2 separate regions of the Homo sapiens genome follow, and region 2 is linked to region 1. Evidence: chromatin contacts called from ENCODE Hi-C or POLR2A ChIA-PET data. All regions are on one chromosome and are shown on one strand. The core of a region is the stretch at or near the end of the contact, and the rest is flanking DNA. Distances in the headings are between cores, read along the strand shown.

Region 1 (2,845 bases), core at 231-2,730:
CCCAGTTTTGCAAGTAAGAAAACATGGGCTGTGATGTAGAGCTAATACGTTTTGGGGTAGTGGGTCCTCAGACTTAGGTCTGTCTCCAAGGGTCACTGACTTTGTTTTGTTTTGTTTGTTTTTTGTCAACAGATTAGTCCTTGTGGCACCAAGTCAGAATTTCATTCAAAAGACAATTAGGAAGATGGTTTTCTATGGAAAATATTTAAGTGTAGGTCTTAATGTGAAAGAAAGAGGGAGAGAAAGAAACCCCTTTATTATGTTCTCCCTTCCTTAGGCATTTTTTGTCCCGTGGGAAAAAACTGTACTAGGGACAGAGACCTCTGTTAAGTTTTAGAGAAAAGGGATCTTTTTTTTTTTTATTTGAGACAGAGTCTTGCTCTGTCGCCCAGGCTGGAGTGCAGTGGCACGATCTCGGCTCACTGCAACTCCGCCTCCTGGGTTCAAGCAATTCTCCTGCTTCATCCTCCCGAGTAGCTGGGATTACAGGCGCTGGCCACCACGCCCGGCTAATTTTTGTATTTTTAGTAGAGACCGGGTTTCACCATGTTGGCCAGGCTAGTCTGGAACCCCTGACTTTGTGATCCGCCCGCCTCGGCCTCCCAAAGTGCTGGGATTACAGGCGTGAGCCACCGTTTCAGGCCGAGAAAAGGGATTTAAAATGAGAAGCTTGAATCTTATTGAACATAATTGTAGGACTGCCAGAGAGGACTGGTGGATGAGGAATATGGCAAGGGACATGAGATGGGAAAAATTAAATAGGCTGTGGTTTGGAAGTCTCAAAGTGAAATTCAAGGTGCAAGGCTCTTAAAAGTTAAATCCAGCGATTCGGTACATAGCTTAGGCCCTATTAAATGACCCAGTGCTTTAAGAACTATCTTTTGAAAGGAACACTTCACACAAGCACCCTCAAAAATAATTAGACACCTCCCCATTTCTCTGTTAAATGGTGAAAGACACCCAAGACTAGACCTAACTACTGTCACCCTCTCCTGGCCTCTTGGCAGCCAAAAGGCCACATGGCCCAGGCTCTCCAGCATCACTGTGTAGCCGACTTGGACAAAAATGGACTTCTCCCCATTGCCACTTGCAGATCTCTTCAAAGAATCAGCAGATCTGATAGTGTGCCCCTCTTCATCCCCGGCAACCACTGTTAAAGGAAAGATTGGGAAAGATCCCACCCCGCCAGGAGGGAGGCAAAAGCCTCTGACGCTCCCCTCCCCCCATAGCTGACCAAGGCCAGGGCCACTGCGGGAGCACCGCGCGTCCACGTGCACCCAGCATGCCCGGTCACCCTTTATTACGTAAGAGTCCCAGGATGGAGTTGTACCTGCTGCCGGCCCCTCTTCCCCGACGGCTAATAATAAACCCGGGTTCCTGTTTCCCGGCCGCGGCCACTCCAGATTCGGGGCTGAGGGGCTCACTCTGCAACCAAGGCACGTGCATTCTGGTCATCCCACGCGGGGAGCGCGCGCAAGGCCCGCCCAGCCCCCACATGCCAGCCCCACCCTCCAGTCGGTCCGGACGCCGACGCCTTTTTGACCCTCGCTGTGCCCGGCCCTCCTCATCTGGCCTGCCCAGGGCTTGGTGCTGGCGGGGTCCAGCTGCTCCAATCCCTCCTCCTCTGCTCTGCCCTGCCCTGCCCTGGCCTGCCCCGGCGCCCTCCCTCAGCCCGGGTATCAGGCGAGAGGCGGAGCTGGCCCGGCGCGCCCCGCCCCCGCTGTAGAAAGGGCCGGGCGAGTGTTACTCGCGGTCATCCCGGCCTGGGCCTTTTATCTCGGTGCTGCCGGGGGAGGCGGGAGGAGGAGACACCAGGGGTGGCCCTGAGCGCCGGCGACACCTTTCCTGGACTATAAATTGAGCACCTGGGATGGGTAGGGGGCCAACGCAGTCACCGCCGTCCGCAGTCACAGTCCAGCCACTGACCGCAGCAGCGCCCTTGCGTAGCAGCCGCTTGCAGCGAGAACACTGAATTGCCAACGAGCAGGAGAGTCTCAAGGCGCAAGAGGAGGTGGGTGCCCACGCCCCATCGCTGCCCCGGCCAGCTTGGTTGCTTGAGCTCAGGCTTTTCGGAGGGAGAAGTTGTGGTGGTGGGGGGACACCCTTCTCCCCGCGGCCGTAGGTGGGCGAGGAGGTGGGACTGCCCAGCCGCGGGGAGCCACCCAGGCGCCGTCCCGGACGAGCTGTAGCCAGAGAAGGGGGTGCGCGCGGGCAAGGGCGCCAGGCCCCCTAGCAGGGTGAATAATCTAATCTGTTCTTTCGTCTCCGTGTATCAAACAGGCCAGGGCTCGACCCACAGAGCACCCTCAGCCATCGCGAGTTTCCGGGCGCCAAAGCCAGGAGAAGCCGCCCATCCCGCAGGGCCGGTCTGCCAGCGAGACGAGAGTTGGCGAGGGCGGAGGAGTGCCGGGAATCCCGCCACACCGGCTATAGCCAGGCCCCCAGCGCGGGCCTTGGAGAGCGCGTGAAGGCGGGCATCCCCTTGACCCGGCCGACCATCCCCGTGCCCCTGCGTCCCTGCGCTCCAACGTCCGCGCGGCCACCATGATGCAAATCTGCGACACCTACAACCAGAAGCACTCGCTCTTTAACGCCATGAATCGCTTCATTGGCGCCGTGAACAACATGGACCAGACGGTGATGGTGCCCAGCTTGCTGCGCGACGTGCCCCTGGCTGACCCCGGGTTAGACAACGATGTTGGCGTGGAGGTAGGCGGCAGTGGCGGCTGCCTGGAGGAGCGCACGCCCCCAGTCCCCGACTCGGGAAGCGCCAATGGCAGCTTTTTCGCGCCCTCTCGGGACATGTACAGCCACTACGTGCTTCTCAAGTCCATCCGCAACGACA
Region 2 (2,845 bases), core at 161-2,660, 2.5 Mb after region 1:
CCGGCTCAAAGCCGGGAATCCACTAGTAAACACCTTCTTCTATTTAAGGGCCTGCGGCACCGAAGCCGGGACTTGGGGTGGCCTGCCTAGGAGGGAACCACAGGAAGAGGTTCCACCGACGGTAGAAACCCGGTTCCTCCTGTTCCTCATCCACCGCAGCGGCCTGAGAGTCACCCCGAGCCCAGGCCGGTAACCCCGCTGCAGCCCCTCCGGCAGGCCCAGGTTGCACCGGCTACAAACATTCCCGACACCCTTGGGCCCTAGAAGAGCCGTTCGCCACCCGCGGGGTCCCCGCAACGCCGGTGGTCACCGGCCCTAAGCCGCTGGGCGCCCCGCGGGAGGAAACTAGGGGCAAATGTAGCCCGCATTCCTGCGGAGAGCCGGGGTCCCGGGAGGGCGCGCCAGCGGCGGTTCCGGATCAGCGCGTGTCTGTCTCATTGTTCCCTCACCGCGGGGGGCGGGGGCGGAGGCGCGCGCGCACACGTCGGGGGGTTGGCCAGGAGGGGCCATTGTGTGTTTCTAGGCGGCGCCCCCGCTGCCTAGGCAACCGCGCAGGAAGGTGTCCGGCCACCTGCGCGCGCCGCCGGCTCCCCTCCATTTCCCCCCGACTCCCGCCCCGGTCACCATCCTACCCTCCTCCCTCCTCCTTTCCCCTTACTCCGCTCCCCTCTTTTCCCTCCCTCTCCTCCCCTTCCCTCTGTTCTCTCCTCCTCTTCCCCTCCCCTCCCCCGTCCGGAGCACTCTATATTCAAGCCACCGTTTCCTGCTTCACAAAATGGCCACCGCACGCGACACCTACGGTCACGTGGCCTGCCGCCCTCTCAGTTTCGGGAATCTGCCTAGCTCCCACTAAGGGGAGGCTACCCGCGGAAGAGCGAGGGCAGATTAGACCGGAGAAATCCCACCACATCTCCAAGCCCGGGAACTGAGAGAGGAAGAAGAGTGAAGGCCAGTGTTAGGAAAAAAAAAACAAAAACAAAAAAAACGAAAAACGAAAGCTGAGTGCATAGAGTTGGAAAGGGGAGCGAATGCGTAAGGTTGGAAAGGGGGGCGAAGAGGCCTAGGTTAACATTTTCAGGCGTCTTAGCCGGTGGAAAGCGGGAGACGCAAGTTCTCGCGAGATCTCGAGAACTCCGAGGCTGAGACTAGGGTTTTAGCGGAGAGCACGGGAAGTGTAGCTCGAGAGAACTGGGACAGCATTTCGCACCCTAAGCTCCAAGGCAGGACTGCTAGGGGCGACAGGACTAAGTAGGAAATCCCTTGAGCTTAGACCTGAGGGAGCGCGCAGTAGCCGGGCAGAAGTCGCCGCGACAGGGAATTGCGGTGTGAGAGGGAGGGCACACGTTGTACGTGCTGACGTAGCCGGCTTTCCAGCGGGTATATTAGATCCGTGGCCGCGCGGTGCGCTCCAGAGCCGCAGTTCTCCCGTGAGAGGGCCTTCGCGGTGGAACAAACACTCGCTTAGCAGCGGAAGACTCCGAGTTCTCGGTACTCTTCAGGGATGAGTCATGTGGCAGTGGAAAATGCGCTCGGGCTGGACCAGCAGGTGAGCCGCAAGAACCCCACCGGGCTGGCTGCTGCGTGAATTCCTCCCCTGACCTAACCTGGCTAATGGCGCAGCGCTAACCGGCACCCTTACTTTTCATTTTCTGGGTGCCCCGGGCTGGCGGGTGTGAGTGCCCCGGGGCTATAGAGGGATAGGAATGTTGGTTGGGGCTGTCGCCCGGGCCCGGTCTCGGCCCGCTGTATTGTCCCCGGGACGAGCACAATGGCGGCTTTTGTGTGTGCGTGCGCAGGCGGGCGGAGGGGGAGGAAGTGCGCGCGCTCTCGCGGGGACGCGCATGCGCGAATCCCGACTGATTAGTGACCTGGGGGGGTTTGCGGGAGTGCGCAGCGCGGCGGGACGCGACTGGAGGCCCTTTTGGCTTGGAGGGCTTCGGCCTTCACGGCTGGCGCAGCCTGGATTCCCGTCCGGAGGACCTGGCGGCACCCGGTGTTTGCGTGCCTGCGAGCAAGGGGTAGAACGCGGCCCAGGAATGTGGGAGGGGGCGGCCTTCGCTCGGGGTAATGGCGGCGGCCTCTTTTGTGTGGTGCTGGGCGGCGCTGTGGCTCACCTCCGGGAGACGGCGGGTCTCGGGCGGGCGAAGGCCTGGAAAGGAGGATGGAATGGGTTTCTTGTTTTTTCCCGGGTTCCTTCCGCTGGCTTTTTCGCTTCAGCCCAGGTTCCGCAGGGTCCGGGGGCCCTGCGCCGCAGCCGGGGAGGCTGCGTTTCCGGAGTGGAAAGTTTTGTGACGCAGAAGATTGGGGAGGAGTGGGGGAGGGGTGGGGGCGGGGAGGGGAGGCAGGAATTGGCCGCTGCGCGCTGGGCCCTGGAGATAGAGGTTGGACGTGGCGGGGAGGTTAGGGAGCCAGCGAGGCCCTTTCTCCTCCTTGCTTGCCCCAGATTGTCCCTGTGTGGTATGTTAGCCGGGAGTCCCGCGTTGTTTTTCTGGGGTGGAGGGGTCATCGCGGGTTGTGGTAGTGTCTTCGTGTTAGTGACTGTGATCCAGGAATCCGCCATTGGAAAAACACCCGGCTTAGGGGGGAAGTAAACAGTTTTGTTGTTGACTTGTTGCTATCTGTGGAGTAGAATCTTGCAATGGGTCCCAGGCCCCCGGGTTTTTTCTCTTAGCCAGAATCCCCTCTTCTAAGGGTTTAGGGGCAGAGGAGAGAAAGATGTGTGATTTGAGAGGAGAAGGTTATGGACTTTGGTGGCAGGAAGTCTGCATCCCACCGCAACAGTGGCACCAGGCTTCAGATAAGCTCTTGTGTGGGTTATGCGGAGCTTTTAAATAAACTACTGTCT

Evidence for each region. A loop is a pair of places that touch in the nucleus more often than their neighbours do. ChIA-PET counts read pairs that join two places held with the same protein, here RNA polymerase II (POLR2A). Pooled maps may share reads with other maps.
Region 2: a map of naive thymus-derived CD4-positive, alpha-beta T cell shows a loop between it and region 1 (12-fold over the local background). The contact joins the promoter of DDX3X here to the promoter of MID1IP1-AS1 in region 1. A Hi-C loop is called at or near these places in 2 of 168 maps with a recorded cell type or tissue (both naive thymus-derived CD4-positive, alpha-beta T cell) and 12 of 50 pooled maps. POLR2A ChIA-PET finds 5 or more read pairs at or near these places in 1 of 52 experiments (Caco-2).

The regions. Positions count from the first base shown.
Region 1 is chrX:38,802,403-38,805,247 of GRCh38, forward strand. MID1IP1-AS1 (MID1IP1 antisense RNA 1) reads right to left here and starts at 1,481. Exons shown (of 2, transcript NR_046706.1): 1 at 1,331-1,481. It overlaps MID1IP1 (MID1 interacting protein 1), which reads left to right. Exons shown (of 3, transcript NM_021242.6): 2 at 133-2,011; 3 at 2,281-2,845. The coding sequence starts at 2,545. RefSeq lists enhancers at 108-949, 950-1,791 and a silencer at 1,594-1,813.
Region 2 is chrX:41,332,752-41,335,596 of GRCh38, forward strand. It overlaps DDX3X (DEAD-box helicase 3 X-linked), which reads left to right and starts at 1,411. Exons shown (of 17, transcript NM_001356.5): 1 at 1,411-1,546. The coding sequence starts at 1,502. RefSeq lists a silencer at 232-721 and an enhancer at 812-1,041.